2 separate regions of the Homo sapiens genome follow, and region 1 is linked to region 2. Evidence: read pairs that join two places in POLR2A ChIA-PET (ENCODE). Cell type or tissue: IMR-90. All regions are shown on one strand. Each heading gives the region's core, and the rest is flanking DNA. Links, peaks and the distances in the headings are about the cores only.

Region 1 (8,520 bases), core at 2,960-5,459, 63 kb before region 2:
CCACCATCTAGTGGTGAAAAATGGGTAGTAATCACTTTCCACTGAAATAGCTTAAGATCTATCCTTTTTTACCCAGTAGTCTGAGGGCAGTTTCCAAAACTGCATTCCCTTTTTTTTTTTTTTTTGAGACAGAGTCTTGCTCTGTGGCCCAGGCTGGAGTGCAGTGGTGCGATCTCAGCTCACTGCAACCCCTGCCTCCTGGGCTCACGTGATTGCTGTGCCTCAGCCTCCCGGGTAGCTGGGATTATAGGAGTGCACCACCACATTCAGCTAATCTGTTTTTCGTATTTTTACTAGAGACAAGGTTTCGTCATGTTGCCCAGGCTGGTCTTGAACTCCTGAGCTCGGGTCATCTACCCGCCTTGGCCTCCCAAAGTGCTGGGATTACAGGCGTGAACCACTGTGCCTGGCCCCTTTTCTTAATGACAGGGGTTGGCAAGACCCAAATATATCTCACTAATATTTATAAACATTATGAGCCTTATGTGGAGTTAATAAAACATAATCAAAGATGAAAAGGTGAGTTTTAAGGCAGAAAAACATAGGTTTGAATTGTACCTTTGCCACACACTGTTAAATGTATGATTTTGAGCAAATGTTTTAACTTCTCTAAACCATCTGTAAAAGAGGGAAAATCATACCAACTTCAATTGAGTTGTTGAAGAACTGAGAGATAATATTTATCTGACACATGGTAAATGGTAGTTTTAATTGTATCTATAGTGAACGAATCTTATTACCCTATTTAAATAAATCATATTACCATTAAACTTATTTTTTTCCATTTGGTAAATCAATAATTACCTTTAATTCATGGCTCTATAACATACTCTGAGGCCGAACAGACTTGACAGTTGGCTTTAGGGAAAGAGAAAGACAGAAGAGGAGAATGTGCTTTTGTATTTGAATATTCTCAGAAACATACAAGGAAATAAAGAGAAAAAAAGGAAGAATATGAAGTGGGTGGCAATAAGCTTTTATTACATTCTAGCAGGCCTAAACCTATCTGAAATTATAAGCTTATTTTTTTAAAAAAGCTTATGTGATTTTTGACACAGAACTTGTTCCTTTATCAGTTAAAGTCAGGAACACTTCTGCTGTAAGTTATTTACATGTAATGAACAGAAATCTTATTTAAAAAGCCGTGATCACAAACACTTTTTTCATTGATTTAATACAAATCAAAGACAAATTTCAGGGTTTGGGTGGAGACCTAGTTACGGAACACTAAAAACACCCTATGTATCATGACCAAGGCATTAAATTTTTAGGGCAGTTGAAACTGTGAATTTCAACGGTACCTGCAAGTGCCACCTCCAGGCCTTAAGAAAACTGCAAAAGCAGTTGATTTTTGGTTCCTTCCCACCTCTTTTTGTAAAATCTCATATTCGTTCCTTAATTTTTAGGTATCAGGTACTGACCAGTCCCAAATCTCACATGTTCACATGTTTCTTTCTTTCCTTTTTTTTCCTTTTTTTTTTTTTTTTTTTTTGAGATAGGGTCTTGTTCTGTCACCTAAGCTGGACTGCAGTGGTGCAGTCTCAGCTCACTGCAACCTCCACCTCCCAGGTTCCAGCGATTCTCGCACCTCAGCATCCCCAGTAGCTGAGACCACAGGCATGTGCCATTACGCCTGGCTAATTTTTGTATTTTTGGTACAGACATAGTTTCACCATGTTGCCCAGGCTGGTCTTGAACTCCTGGCCTCAAGTGATCTACCCGCCTAACCCTCCCAAAGTGCTAGGATTACAAGCGTGAGCCACCGTGCCCAGCCCCCATTTCACACGTTTTAAGTGCACATTTTAAATTTACTCCTCTCTCTAAAAATTTCCAGAGGTTTAAAATCTGGTCAAATATGGTACTTTATTAGAACACCTAGGATTTGACAATAGTTGCTAATGGCAGAATTGAGACATCAGTGATTTATATATTCCACTATCCCATATCTTTCTGTACTGAGGCAAGAAACCTTAGAGTCATCCTTGACTCTCTCTCTCTAAATCAATCCTTCAGGAAAAATGATTGACTCTACCTCCAAAATATACTGAGAATCTGACTTACTTAGTGCCTCTACTGCCACCAGCCTGATCCAAGCTACAATCAAGTCTTACCGGGATTACTGCAGTAAGGCTCCCAGATGGTCTCTCCACTTCTGTCCTTACTGCCACCAACAGTCTACTCTCAACACACAGTAGCATGGTCTGCATCTAGACCTAAACAACCACTTTAGGGGATCCTTGCTGTGACCCTCCTCTATTAATGTGTAGTCAGCAAGGCCAAGGGCATGTGGCCACCTGAAGTCTGCACACACCAGCAACTCCCCTTCTAAGGCCACTCGCTGGTACCTGGGACTCAGAGAATTACTTGCCCTAATCATCCCCAAGCTTGCTTCTAGGGCCTATGAGCAACACAGAGCCACTGAAGAAATCTGTAGAGGAGAATGATATGATCAGATCTGTGGGTTACAGAGGGATCTGAATTACAAAGAGCTCTGGAGAAGGGACGAGTGATTAAGAGAGACTAGCAGTCCAGAAATTATAAGGAAATTAAAGCTGCAGGAGTATAGCAGTTTTGAAGAAGGGGGCAGAGGTAGAATTAGTGCTTAACAAACATTAGTTGAGAGAATTTACTCAATTTGGAGGTTAAGGGAAGGATCTAGGGCTCTGTATTACCTTTTATTCAAAATGATAAAATGAATACAGAGAAAATTTAGTTAAACATGTTTCTGGCAAACCATAGAAAATAATTTTTATATTATTTTATTTTTTGAGACAGAGTCTCACTCTGTCGCCCAGGCTGGAGTGCAGGGGTGCTATCTTAGCTCACTGCAACCTCCACCTCCTGGGTTCAAGCGATTCTCCTGCCTTAGCCTCCCGAGTAGCTGGGATTACAGGCACACGTCACCATGTCCAGCTAATTTTTGTATTTTTAGTAGAGACGGGGTTTCACCATGTTGGCCAGGCTAGTCTTGAGCTCCCGACCTCGTGACCTGCCTGCCTTGGCCTCCCAAAGTGCTGGGATTACAGTCATGAGCCACCACGCCAGGCCGAAAATAATTATTAGTTCAACATCCTTGCAGAGGTGAAGAAGGAAATGCCAGCAAAAAAGATCATTTCATTCCAAAATTTTAAAGACGTAGAATGAGTTAACACTTTCAGAAAAGGATCAGTAGGAAAAAGCCTGGTGAGAATACATTTATTCTGAGGTTACCTCTGGGTAATGGGACTGAAAATTACTGTACTTTCTTTATTAATCTATACTTTCAAAATTGTAAAAATAACATGTTTTAAATAAAAACAGCTCAGATAGTGTTAAGTATGTGCTAAATTGTACACTAACCTCTTTACTCCTTTCTCTACTCTGCAAATAAATTCCCTTGAATACAAAAAAAGTACCTGTTTCATTGAAGCTATTGCTAAAAAATCTATTTAGATAATAACAAAGTACTTGACCTTCAAAGGGAAGTGGCATCTATAATTAAACACATCATTCTATTTGATACAAAATTGTGAAAAGGGTGAAATCTTGATTAGATGTCATCTATCTGAGACATCATGGTAGAAGAGAGGGATTACAGTAAAACGGTGAGCGAGCACACACTGGAATCTAAATCCCCGAGTTTAACACTTGACAGGATTTACTATGTGACCATAAATTACGTGCTACATACCTCAGTTTTCTTATCTGTAAAGTAACAGTGGTAATAATACCAATAGGGTTGTTGAGGGAATTAACTTAGAACAACTCCTGACACTTAATAATATGGCCCTGAGTACATCTTAGCTGCCAATAGTAATAAAATAATAATAAATTATTATTATAAATGCTAGTTTCCTTCTAGTTGATCACTTTTAGCCAGGGATTCCTTCTTCTCAGCCAAATGTGTACTAAGCCCAACTAAGGTGCTAACAGATAATCAAGATGTTAGCTAAGAACTAAGGTCTGACCTCTCCCAGGGGAATTTGCATTTTAAAAGGGGGGGGTCTCTCAAAGATAAAATCTTTTTAAAAATAGACGTGAAACCAGAATAGTGGAATGACGGATCACGAGATTAATATTTTAGCTCAGGGGGCCCACTTACCCTGTCTACTTATGAAAGAAATCAGTAAGGGGTAGACGACAGAGGCAAGGGCACCGTGGAAAGCAGGAGCTGCAGAGCCAGGCTGCTGTCCCTAGAGATCTCCAGTAACTCAGACAGTAACTAGGGTATCCCCAAAGGGGTCTCATCACACAAAGATCTAAGAGCTTGGAGGAAAGAAAGGAGGATGGGAGTATTTTCTTGACACTTCCTATATTCCTCTACTGGGTTCAGAGCACCTCTTTTCATTTGCTAATCCACCGCTGTGAAGCTATGCATTCGCTCTGGCGTCAGCAGATTGGATGTATGATTTTTGGCAGTATATTCATTTTAAAGAGGTATTACCTGACAAAACATTTTTATATCCCTCATGCAGATTCTGACAAAATATTACCTGTACCAATATAATAGCACCTTACAAATAGGATGCTTGAAATGAAATCTATAAGGATTAAAACTATCTGTGCTATAATTCTCATGCATTTAAAAAATGTTTCACACTCCAAATTCAAATCAGTAGCTATCAAATGGCTTTTTTTTCTTTTTTTACCAGTGTGACTTGTCAATGAAATGGCTTTTTTTTTTGTTTTTTTTTTTGAGACGGAGTCTTGCTCTGTCAACCAGGCTGGAGTGCAGTGGCGCGATCTAGGCTCACTGCAAGCTCCGCCTCCTGGGTTCACACCATTCTCCTGCCTCAGCCTCCTGAGTAGCTGGGACTACAGGCGCCTGCCACCACACCCAGCTAATTTTTCTGTATTTGTAATAGAGACAGGGTTTCACCATGTTAGCCAGGATGGTCTCGATCTCCTGACCTTGTGATCTGCCCGCCTCGGCCTCCCAAAGTGCTGGGATTATAGGCATGAGTCACCGCGCCCGGCCCAATGAAATGGCTTTTTAAACACCAAGTATACTATTTTCATTTTTAAAGACAGATGTATTTACAAATATTCTAAAAGCTTTTTTGTCATTCTTCAGTGCAAAAAGACAATAAAACATTTAATTTGTTCAAACAAAGCCATTCAAGCTCTTCATACTTTTCACACCTATGACTGAGCATGCATTTTAAAAATTCCCTTTAGCAAATCTCTAAAGTTAAATAACTATATTTGACTTATTGAAAGCTAATTTTATGTAGAATTAGTATATCATTGAAGCACTTATTAAACAAAAAGCTAAAATGATTAGGAGAGAAATAGATGATCTTATAAGGGATTTTTAATCAACCGTTTATATCAAACTCCAAAATCAAATATCACAGGTAATATATTTAACTTGTTACAGTTCGACAGCATAAAACAGCTTATACTCACCACAGTGAGGACTCTCTGAAATTAATTTCTATTAACTCAAATTACAGCCCTTTGTAACCTACAACCCACAGTTTCGCATGTAGTGTAATACCTTCCTGTTGTATTTTTGTAGCTCTTCAAACCTCTTCTGATAATGAACTCATCCTACAGAGGTTCCAGCAGAGGTTTGATCATCAGTTCTAGACAGCTAACTACCCAGACTTTACCCTTAGCCCTAACCTTTCTGAACCAGTCTCAGGCACAACCCAAAGTCAGCTTACCTACGCAACTTACCTTCCCAAATTAGCTTTTTATCGGGTATTTTTCTCTAACAGATACTATATTATCATTCTAGGACCTAGGCTAGAAATCTTAAGGATTTTCTTTACTCCTCCCTTCCATCCATCTTTTTTTTTTTTTTTTTTGAGTGAAGTTTCAGTGTTTTTGCTCAGGCTGGAGTGCAATGGTGTGATCTTGGCTCACTGCAACCTCTGCCTCCTGGGTTCAAGTGATTCTCCTGCCTCAGCCTCCCGAGTAGCTGGGATTACAGGCACATGCCACCACGCAAGGCGAATTTTGTATTTTTAGTACAGATGGGGTTTCACCGTGTTGGCCAGGCTGGTCTCAAACTCCTGACCTCAGGTGATCTGACCACCCTCAGCCTCCCAAAGTGCTGGGATTAGAGGCGTGAGCCACCACACCCTGCTCTCCCTCCCATCTTTTTTACTACTGTATACTTAGGGTTATTGTTCACTAAGTCTCTATTACTTTTCATTTCCACAGCTATCACTCTAATGGATTTTATTATATTGTTCCTAGAGTACAATATTTTGGTAGCCTCCAAACTGGTCTCCCATCATCTGGATTGTCTCCTGCATACTATCCCACCAAATTAACCTTTGAGTTTGCTCTGAGCCTTTAACTCTTTTTTTGATGAAAAAATTATAATTTTAATTTCCTCATTATGAAAGCAAAACATATTCATTACACAAAAATTGGGAGAGGAAAAAAAATTCCCCCTGATCTCACCATACGGAAGTAGCAATTTAAAACATTTGTTTTGGCCAGGCGCAGTGGCTTACGCCTGTAATCCCAACACTTTGGGAGGCCAAGGCGGGCGGATCACGAGGTCAGGAGTTCAAGACCAGCCTGGTCAACATGGTGAAACCCCGTCTCTACTAAAAATACAAAAAATTAGCCGGGCATGGTGGCAGGTGCCTGTAATCCCAGCTGCTTGGGAGGCTGAGGCAGAATTGCTTGCACCTGGGAGACGGAGGTTGCAGTGAGCCGAGATGGCGCCACTACACTCCAGCCTGGGCGACAGAGTGAAACTCTGTTTCAAAAAATAATAATAATAATTAATTCTGGCTGGGCACAGTGGCTCATGCTCAGAATACAAAGTCCTAGCAATTTGGGAGGCCAAAGTGGGCAGACTGCTTGAGCTCAGGAGTTCAAGAGCAGCCTGCGCAACATAGTGAAACAAAATATGCAAAATTTACCTGGCACAGTTGCGTGTGCCTATAAGCCCAGCTACTCGGGGGGCTGAGGTGGGAGGATCACCTAAGCATGGGGAGGTCGAGGCTGCAGCGAGCCATGATGGTGCCACTGTACTGCAGCCTCAGCAAAAGAGCAAGACCCTGTCTCAAAAAAACAAAACAAAAAAAAGTATGCTGATATTCCGTTTCATTTAAAAAATGCTGATTGTGACAAATTTCATAATAGTTTGACAAATATTTCAATAAAAACGTATACATTTGTCAGTCTTGCTTTCAAAATCCTCCACAATCAGATTCTAACCTATCTTTGCCTCATGACCCTTCTACCTGTCATGTGCACGCCAGCCAAAAGTCAGCCCCAGCTAACTTCCAGAACTCATCTTCATCCTCCAAGGTCCAACTCCTTCATAAAATCTTTTTAGTCAAAAATAATATCATCTCCATTTTTTTTTTTTTTTTTTTTTTTGAGACAGGGTCTTGCTCTGTTGCCCGGGCTGGACAGCAGTGGTGTGATCTTGGCTCACTGCAACTTCCGTTGTTGCAGGCCCAAGTGATCCTCCCACTTCAGCCTCCCAAGTAGCTGGGATTACAGGCGTGTGACACCATGCCTGGCTAACTTTCATATTTTTTGTAGAGATGGGGTTTCATCATTTTGCCCAGGCTGGTCTCAAACTCCTGGCCTCAAGTGATCCTCCCACCTTGGCCTTCCAAAATGCTGGGATTATAGGCATGAGACACTATGCCCAGCCTTCTTTAATTTCTTAAAGGACTTTGGATTGTGCTAACATTATGCCAACTTGCCAAATGTGAATCCTTGTGTTATGTGTGCATACATCCTTACTTTGCCACCTAACTGTTGGGTAGGCTCCTTATGGTCAGGAAAAGACTATATCCCAAACATCATCTTTTAACCTAAAAATTCTCTCAGGGCTTTATGAAGATTGTATAGATGTACAGCTATATTTTTTCAGGCTACCAAATTCTTGGAGCAACCAACTAGCATTAACTGCAGGTCATCCTCTTTATGATATTTGAATCAGAGGTTGAAAGTAGGCCAGGCACAGTGGCTTACGCTTGTAATCCCAGCACTTTGGGAGGCCAAGGTGGGCAGATCACCTGAGGAGTTCAAGACCATCCTGGCCAACATGGTGAAAACCCTGTCTCTACTAAAAATACAAAAATTAGCCGGTTGTGGTGGTGGGCACCCATAATCCCAGCTACTCGGGAGGCTGAGGCAGGAGAATCACTTGAACCCTGGAGGCGGAGGTTGCAGTGAGCCACTGCACTCCAGCCTGGGTGACAGAGCAAGACTCCATCTCAAAAAAAAAACCAAAACACAAAAAAAAACAACCAGAGGTTGAAAATAGTAAGTCCTTGGCTGGGCATGGTGGCTCACCCTGTAATCCCAGCACTTTGGGAGGCTGAGGCAGGTGGATCATGAGGTCAGGAGATTGAGACCATCCTGTCTAACATGGTGAAACCCGTCTCTACTAAAAAATACAAAAAATTAGCCAGGTATGGTGGTGGGCGCCTGTAGTCCCAGCTACTCAGGAGGCTGAGGCAGGAGAATGGCGTGAACCCGGGAGGCGGAGCTTGCAGTAAGCCTAGATCGCACCACTGCACTCCAGCCTGGGTGACAGAAGGAGACTCTGTCTCA
Region 2 (8,520 bases), core at 3,325-5,824:
CTCCTGCTACCATGCCTGGGTAATTTTTATATTTTTAGTAGAGACGGGGTTTCACCATGTTGGCCAGGCTGGTCTTGAACTCCTGACCTCAGGTGATCTGCCCAAAGTGCTGAGATTATAGGCGTGAACCATTGCGCCCAAGTAGCTGGGATTACAAGCTTTTTTTTTTTTTTTTTTAAATTATACTTTAAGTTCTAGGGTACGTGTGTACAACGTGCAGGTTTGTTACATATGTATACATGCGCCATGTTGGTGTGCTGCACCCATTAACTCGTCATTTACATTAGGTATATCTCCTAATGCTATCCCTCCCCCTCCCCCAACCCCATGACAGGCCCCGGTGTGTGATGTTCCCCTTCCTGTGTCCAAATGTTCTCATTGTTCAATTCCCACCTATGAGTGAGAACATGCGGTGTTTCGTTTTTTGTCCTTGCGATAGTTTGCTGAGAATGATGGTTTCTAGCTTCATCCATGTCCCTACAAAGGACATAAACTCATCATTTTTTATGGCTGCATAGTATCCCATGGTGTATATGTGCCACATTTTCTTAATCCAGTCTATCATTGATGGACATTTGGGTTGGTTCCAAGTCTTTGCTACTGTGAATAGTGCCGCAATAAACATAGGTGTGCATGTGTCTTTATAGCAGCATGATTTATAATCCTTTGGGTATAAACCCAATAATGGGATGGCTGGGTTAAATGGTATTTCTAGTTCTAGATCCTTGAGGAATCGCCACACTGTCTTCCACAAAGGTTTAGGAACACTTTTACACTGTTGGTGGGGCTTTTTTTTTTTTTTTTGAAACTATACTATAAGAACACTATGTTTGTTTTGCTGGCCACAGTATCTCATTGCATATAGCACAGTACCTGGCACAGAGTCAATGCACAGTAAATATCAATTAAGCTAAATACTTGGACAATTATTTAATCATTATGCTTAGCATCTAATCAGTTACCATGGGCAAAAGTAACAAAATGCTTTATTTGTTGAGTACATACTCTGTCGATAGCAAGTTGTAGGCTCTGAGATAAGAAGATCAAGACATGATCTTTGCCTTCAAGGAACCTCCAATCCTCAGTGGGGTTTAGGGCAGGGACAAGGACAAGGGCATAAAAGGATTAATAATAATGCAGGTGGGCAGGTGTAGACACCTGACTATAGATAGTGTCACCACTTTCTAGGAACTTCACAGCTTCATAAAAGAGTCATCATGGAGGCTTCCATTCTTTGAAGGGCAGAGAATGCTTTCATATATATATATATACTTTTTTTTTTTTTTTTTTTTTTTGAGAGACAGTCTTGTTCTGTTGCCAGGCTGGAGTGCAGTGGCACGATCTCGGCTCACTGCAACCTCTGCCTCCTGGGTTCAGGCGATCTCCTGCCTCAGCCTCCCAAGTAGCTGGGACTACAGGTGCCCGCTACCATGCCCAGCTAATTTTTGTATTTTTAGTAGAGGTGGGATTTCACCATGTTGGCCAGGATGTTCTCAGTCTCTTGACCTCGTGATCCACCCGCCTCGACCTCCCAAAGTGCTGGGATTACAGGCGTGAGCCACCGCGCCCGGCCTCTTCCCTATATATTTAACTGTAACTTCTCTTAAGCATTTTTATTTTTTAATTTTTATTTACTTATTTATTTTTTGAGACAGGGTCTCACTCTGCCTGCCCATGCTGGAGTGCAGCGGTGTGATCTTGGCTCACTGCAACCTGCACCTCCCAGATTCAAGTGATTCTCCCGCCTCAACCACCCAAGAAGCTGCAATTACAGGCACACACCACCACACCAGGCTAAATTTTGTATTTTTAGTAGAGACAGAATTTCACCATGTTGGCCAGGTTGGTCTCAAACTCCTGGGCTGAAGTGATTCTCCCGCCTTGGCCTCCCAAAGTGCTGGGATTACAGGTGTGAGTCACTGTGCCTAGCCTCTTACAGATTTTTAGAAAGAAAGTTTTATATTCTCCTCTTTCTGATCTATCATTTTTTCCAGGAAATTCTTTCAACCTAAATCTTATATAATCAATTTCTGTTCTTAGAGAATAGGAATTGATAGTGAATATTCATCTACAGGCTTTGAGGATCATTATTAAGTTACTTTCCAGTGACTTAATTTTTAATTCACTTAATTATTAAGTCACTCTACAGGCTATACAATTTTATTTTATTATTATTATTATTATTATTATTATTATTTTGAAGATGGGGACAGGGTTTTGCTCTGTTGCCAGGCTGGAATGTAGTGGTGTGATCTCAGCTCACTGCATCCTCCAAGTCCCAGGCTCAAGTGATCCTCCCCCCTCAGCCTCCTACATAGCTGGGACTATAGGCATGCACTACCATGCCAGGCTATACAATTTTACTTTTTAAAAAATTTTCAGCCAGGTGCAGTGGCTCATGCCTGTAATCCTAGCACTTTGGGAGGCTGAGGTGGGCAGATTGCATGAGCTCAGGAGTTTGAGACCAGCCTGCGCAACATAGTGAGACCCCATCTCTACTAAAATACAGAAAATTAGCTGGGCGAGGTAGTGCAGGCCTGTAGTTCCAGCTACGCGGAGGCTGAGGTGGGAGGATCACTAGAACCAGGGAGACAAAGTTGGCAGTGAGCCAGGATTGTGCCACTGCACTCCAGCCTGGACAACAGAGTCTTGCTCTGTCGTCAAAAAAATAAAAATAATAATAATAATTCATTCTGTTTTCTTTTCCTATCTTTCAGTCATAATCATTTCTCTCTTCTACCTTATCTCCAAGATTTCCAGGTTTCTTTTACATTGTGAAGCTGAGATTTGATCATGTTCCTTGTAATAGGATTATTTTTACTATTTCTGCTGACTTTCCTTTTTCTCCTTTTTTTAAAGAAAATAATTTTTATTATAAAATTTTCCTGTAATTGACAGTAGCATATAATTAACTTTGCACAAGTCATATCCCCTCTGCAGCAGATTGAACCACATCTCCTGATATTCATAACCCTCTGCAGTCTTCTCTTGAATCTGGGCTGGCCGTGAGGCCTGCTTTAACCAACAGAACACAGAGGAAGGCTTAAGCCTTAAGAAGACCTAGCAGCTTTCTCGGGGAAGCCAGCTGCCATGTAATATGTCCATCCTAAGACCGCCATGCTGTGAGCAGTTGTCCTCCACATGGCCTCTCCACGAGCCCAACCTAGCCACACGGAGAAGCCATGTGGTGGAGAACAAAGTCCCTGGCCAACAGCCTCAGCCGATCTTCCAACGGACAGCTAGCACCCACTGGCCTGGCTATGAATGAGGCCATCTTGGAAGTAGATTGTCTAGTCATAGTTGCGCCATCCCAGCTGCTGCCATGTGGAGCAGTGACAAGCTCTCCTTGCCAAGCCCTGCACAAATTGAAGAATTGTGAACAAATCATTTCTTTAAGACAGTATTTTTTGGAGTAATTTGTGAAATACCCAGAAATAATTGAAACACTCTCTCTGGGCGAGGCTTTCTTTTTTTCACCTGTAAAGTGAATTAGTTGGACAAGTTAATCTCTACCTCTTATAACCTATTAGAGTGTAGTCTGTGTTGTTCCATTGCTGCTCAACTTCTGCCCACAACCTGATACTGGTCCTGTATCTTCTTATTTGATACTAACTTGTGACTAGGCTTGTTGAAATTTATTGTCTTTTTCTCCCCTTTAGATTAAGTCTCTAACTCGCCAGAATCATTTTAAATCGGTATTTTAGGTGCTGATTTCCATCCTACAGTGTGTTAATACTGCTCCCAGCTTGGTGATGTGTCCACTTTATGAGCTTGCCTTCTCCTCCATCATTTCCTTCAGAAATCTCACAGCTGTGTTCTCACAGCTGGACTGGCAGATTCGCTGTCCTTTTTGGCCCTCAGAAAATCTTATTGGCATAGTTTCTAGGATTCAAAACTCTGAAACTTGCCTTTCCGACCCATTTTGCTGTTTCTGGCTCAAGCATATTCCCAAATTGGTCTCTTTTTCCAAGATATAGCATGCCCATTCCTGTGAATTTCTTGTGAATAACATGTGCTATTAGGAAGTTAATGAGAAAAATACTTTTCTTTTTTGGTGGAGTCTTGGCTCAGAATATTCCTGAAGTAATCATCATCAATTAACTATGCCTCAAGACTTCTGTGATAGGGATGTAAAGCCAATAATTCTTTTTTACATCACGTTGAATTCATGTCTCAGAATATTGCAGCACATCTGTTCTTGAGCTGAATTTATTCCAGAAGGAACATGTTTCCTAATAAATATTGTCCAGTCATTTTTGAAGGACCTTTAAGCTCGGAGAGCATTAAAGTAATTGATTCTCAGCATTTTTCAAACTACTTTCAGGTTTAGCCACTGCTGGCCATCTGTTTATTCAGTTTAGAAGGAGTTCCAAACATAGCCTAGAGTCATCATGAGTAATCTTAACAGGCTCACTGGAGCATATGCCATAACTCCCATCTTCCTAGGATTTCAAAAAATGCTGTTGAAAAGAACTGCATGCCTTTTAGGGCCCACCTCTCCTTTCTTGCAGATGATAGACTATCTAGGAGCTAAACATGTTACCTGACGCAACAACAAAATAGAAGCGTTGATCTATGGGGCAGGCAGACTGTAAGGTTCACGCAACACAAATTCCCATGGTGCAAGGTTACTAGTTCTAGGGCAGAAGGCCACTGTTTTTCCAACTCACCCCTCAACCCACTCCAATTGGAAAAGCACTCATTGTCACAGGCCCCTTAAACATTTGCCTAAACACTTTCTGGGGTAATATGATTTACCCCAGAGATCATGACTCTGTGCTTTCCTACGTAGTGGGTCTTTTTTTGTTTTTTGTTCAGCATCCTTTCTCTTCAGAAGTGTCTTTCCTCTACATCCTGTGATTCTGATGGGCTACAATTCCCAGGCTTCACTTATTTCACTATAGTAACAGCACATGATCCAGGCTTGACCAGTCATGGTAACTTCTTCGTCTGGACACCGGTATTGGTTCAGGTTGGCAATTGATCCAAGCAGGGCCAATCAGAGACTTGGCTGAACTGATAGATGGATGATGGTGGAAGATTCCTCTGCAGAAGATGCTACATTAGAATGCAGCATGCAACCACACATAGTAATTGTCCTAAGCCACATGGAGTCTGCCTTATATTAAGAGAAAACTAGGCTGGGCGCAGTGGCTCATGCCTGTAATCCCAGCACTTTGGGAGGCTGAGGCGGGTGGATCATGAGTTCAGGAGATTGAGACCATCCTGGCTAATACAGTGAAACCCCGTCTCTACTAAAAATACAAAAAATTAGCCGGGCGTGGTGGTGGGCACCTGTAGTCCCAGCTACACGGGAGGCTGAGACAGGAGAATGGCGTGAACCCAGGAGGCGGAGCTTGCTATGAGCTGAGATCGCGCCACTGCAATTCCAGCCTGGGCGACACAGTGAGACTCCGTATCAAAAATAAATAAATAAATAAATAAATAAATAAATAAATAAATAAATAGAAAACTAACACATGGGAGCCGAGTGGAAACAGAGAAGATGAGAAGTGCCAATGTTGGTCTGACCCCTGGATACAGCTATATTTGAACTTCTAAGATATTCATTTACTTTTTTACTTTAGCGCATTTAAGTTGTGTTTGTCTCATTTGCAATCCAAGAGTCATCATTAACAGCAACGTAGTCTTTAAGAAAAATGTATGCAACCTTAAAAATAGCTTCCTTCTTAGAAATGTAAATCACAGTTGTTGAAACTTTAGAACAGGTTTTCATATAATTTGGTAATTTTTTGGAAGGTGAGAATTTTTTAGAGGCGAGAGTGGTTTCCTTAATCCAGGCAGGTGGTGCCTTGTCTGACAAGATTCTCCATCCAAATCTTTCAAAAAAATGTATTGTGACCTACTGGGAAGTTTTAGTTCAGGGAATAGAGTTGTTGCTTCACTCTGTCCCAAAATATTAGGAATACAGGACCCAAGGAAATAACTGAAATGAAGGAACTGTGGCCCATGTATCTCTTTAGGAATGCCTGTTGATTTTAAGATCTACTGACGATATGATGGATGAATCCACTGAGCTTAAGCTATTTTCTGTTGGGTGTGTTGGGAGAAGTGAAAAGGACGCTTTAAGCACAGACAATCAGTAGTTTCATTTTTAGTTTGTCTCTCACTCCAAGCTTTGTAATTAAGCATTTTTATCTTTACAAAGCCCACTGGCATCATCCGCTTTAAGATTTTCTAAGATGTTTCGGAATGTCTCCTTCTTCCTACTTCTTCCCTTTCCTCCTTTTTACTTTAATTTTGTCTTTTCACTTTGATTTTGTCTTTTCACTTTGATAAGTGATTTTCAGTTTAAATTTTATCTGTATTTTATATTTTAAGTTATGTTAAACATATTTTGGAGGTACACCAAATACACACATACATACTAGATAGGGCTGGAGACTTCTGGCAAACTAGGTGGAAATATTGATGAAATTATGCGTTGCATTTGGACTCAACTTTATCCTCTAAAAATCAACAAGCACATTAGAGAACTTAGTAAAATTGATCCTTTTGATAAGTATACTATATTATTATTGAGCAGCTGTGTGTAAGGAATTATGCCAAATATTGAGAATGAGAAGAAGAAAATGATTTGATTCTCTGCCCTTGAGGAATCTATGATGGGAAACAGATTCAATGTCCCAGAAAGGCAGAAGGAATGCTTCTTCTATTAGGCTCACATTACACCTGTCTTGATTATAGCATATATCATAATTATTTCTTTAGGTATTCATGTCTTCCTTTGGAATAAAAACTCTATGTTGAGCCAATTGGCTGTCTTCTTCATTTTTATATTCTCTGTGCCTAATATTGTCCCTGACACAGTAGTTATGTTTTTATTTTTTTGAGATAGGATCTTATTCTGTTGCCCAGGCTGAAGTGCAGTGGTGTGATCTTGGCTCACTGTAGCCTCGACCTCCTTGGCTCAAGAAATCCTCCCACTTCAGCCTCCCGAATAGCTGGGACCACGGGCTTGTGCCACCACACCTGGCTAGTTTTTATATTTTTTATAGAGACAGTGTTTTGTCATATTGCCCAGGCTAGTCTCAAATGCCTGAGCTCGAGTAATCTGCTTGCCTCAGCTTCCCAAAGGGCTGGGATTACAGGCGTGAGCCACTGTGCCCAGCAGTAGTTACTTAATAAAAGCTTGATGTCGATGCAGTTAATGGAATGTGCAACTCAAACTGACTTTAAAAATGAGGAAGTCTGCCAGGCGCAGTGGCTCACGCCTGTAATCCCAGCACTTTGGGAGGCCAAGGCGGGCAGATCACGAGGTCAGGAGTTTGAGACCAGCCTGACCAACATGGTGAAACCCCGTCTCTACTAAAAATGAAAAAATTAACTGGGCATGGTGGCAGGCACCTGTAATCCCAGCTACTCAGGAGGCTGAGACAGGAGAATCTCTTGAACCCGGGAGGCACATGTTACAGTGAGCCGAGATGGCACCACTGCACTCCAGCCTGGGTGACAGAACAAGACTCTGTCTCTAAAAAATAAATAAAATAAGAAGGATGTAGTTTCCAATACTGACCCAGATGCTGCTATAGAGAATAATGGACACAAAAGATCCTCCCAGACAACAGAATTGGGGGTGATCATGTGGGTCAACCAAGGAACTTACTCTCTGCCAGGACAGGGAATCTTTGCAGCTTCTGCTCATTAGGATTTTACAGTTGCTGAGGATGAGTGACAGCTGTATGTTTCCCATTCTTCCCTTGTCTGACCTGGAGTTTTACTTGTGGTTATCCTGTCTTTGTCACAGAAGTGGAGAGTGGATGTTTAGTAGATGAGTCACTTCTCCAAAAGGAACCACATCCAAACTCGATGGAGAGGTCTTGGACTCTGCGAGGTAACTGGGTAGGACTTTGGATTGGTTTCCTTGGGAAGGAGATGAATGTGTTCTTATGTCTCAGAAGGGTATGCATTGATTCTTGGGTGGCCAGAAAGGTGGTCTATAGAACCTGCTAATTGGCCTCTGATATCCGTTCTCTCAATCTCTCTCTCTCTCTCTTTTTTTTTTTTTTAATTTGAGACAGTCTTGCTGTGTTGCCTAGGCTGGAGTGCAGTGGTGTGATCGTGGCTCAGTGCAACCTCTGCCTCCTGGGTTCAAGGGATTCTCATGTCTCAGCCTCCCAACTAACTGGGACTACAGGCATGTGCCACCATGCCCGCCTAATTTTTGTATTTTTAGTAGAGAGGGGGCTCACCATGTTGGCCAGGCTGATCTTGAACTCCTGGCCTCAAGTGATCTGGCCTCAGCCTCCCAAGTGCTGGGATTACAGGTGTGAGCCACTGCGCCTGGCCCCAGCTAATTTTTTAATTTTTGTAGAGGTGGGGTTTTGCCATGTTACCCAGGCTGATCTGGAACTCCTCAAGCAATCCACCCACCTCGGTCTCCTAAAGTTCTGGGATTATGGTGTGAGCCACCATGCCCAGCCAAGTAAACATTTTCTTAGAGCCAGATAGGAAATATTTTGCCATGAAAGTCATAGGGTCTCTGTCCCAGTGACTCAA

What was found. ChIA-PET counts read pairs that join two places held together with the same protein. Peaks named below come from ENCODE experiments on the same cell type or tissue, not always from the same donor. Only the 100,000 strongest peaks of a DNase experiment are listed, where the experiment ranks them.
Region 1: POLR2A ChIA-PET joins it to region 2 with 6 read pairs; 5 of 35 experiments call an interaction of 5 or more read pairs at or near these places.

What each region holds. Positions count from the first base shown.
Region 1 is chr12:95,534,569-95,543,088 of GRCh38, forward strand. All of the region lies in intron 1 of USP44 (ubiquitin specific peptidase 44), which reads right to left. Among named protein-coding and RNA genes, the nearest start is that of USP44, 13 kb to the right of the region's middle. RefSeq lists an enhancer at 8,043-8,520. In IMR-90, for the core only: no CTCF peak of the experiment used is centred there; no DNase peak of the experiment used is centred there.
Region 2 is chr12:95,597,502-95,606,021 of GRCh38, forward strand. No RefSeq gene overlaps it. Among named protein-coding and RNA genes, the nearest start is that of USP44, 50 kb to the left of the region's middle. In IMR-90, for the core only: no CTCF peak of the experiment used is centred there; a DNase peak (open chromatin) is centred at 4,380; H3K27ac peaks cover 1,182 bases.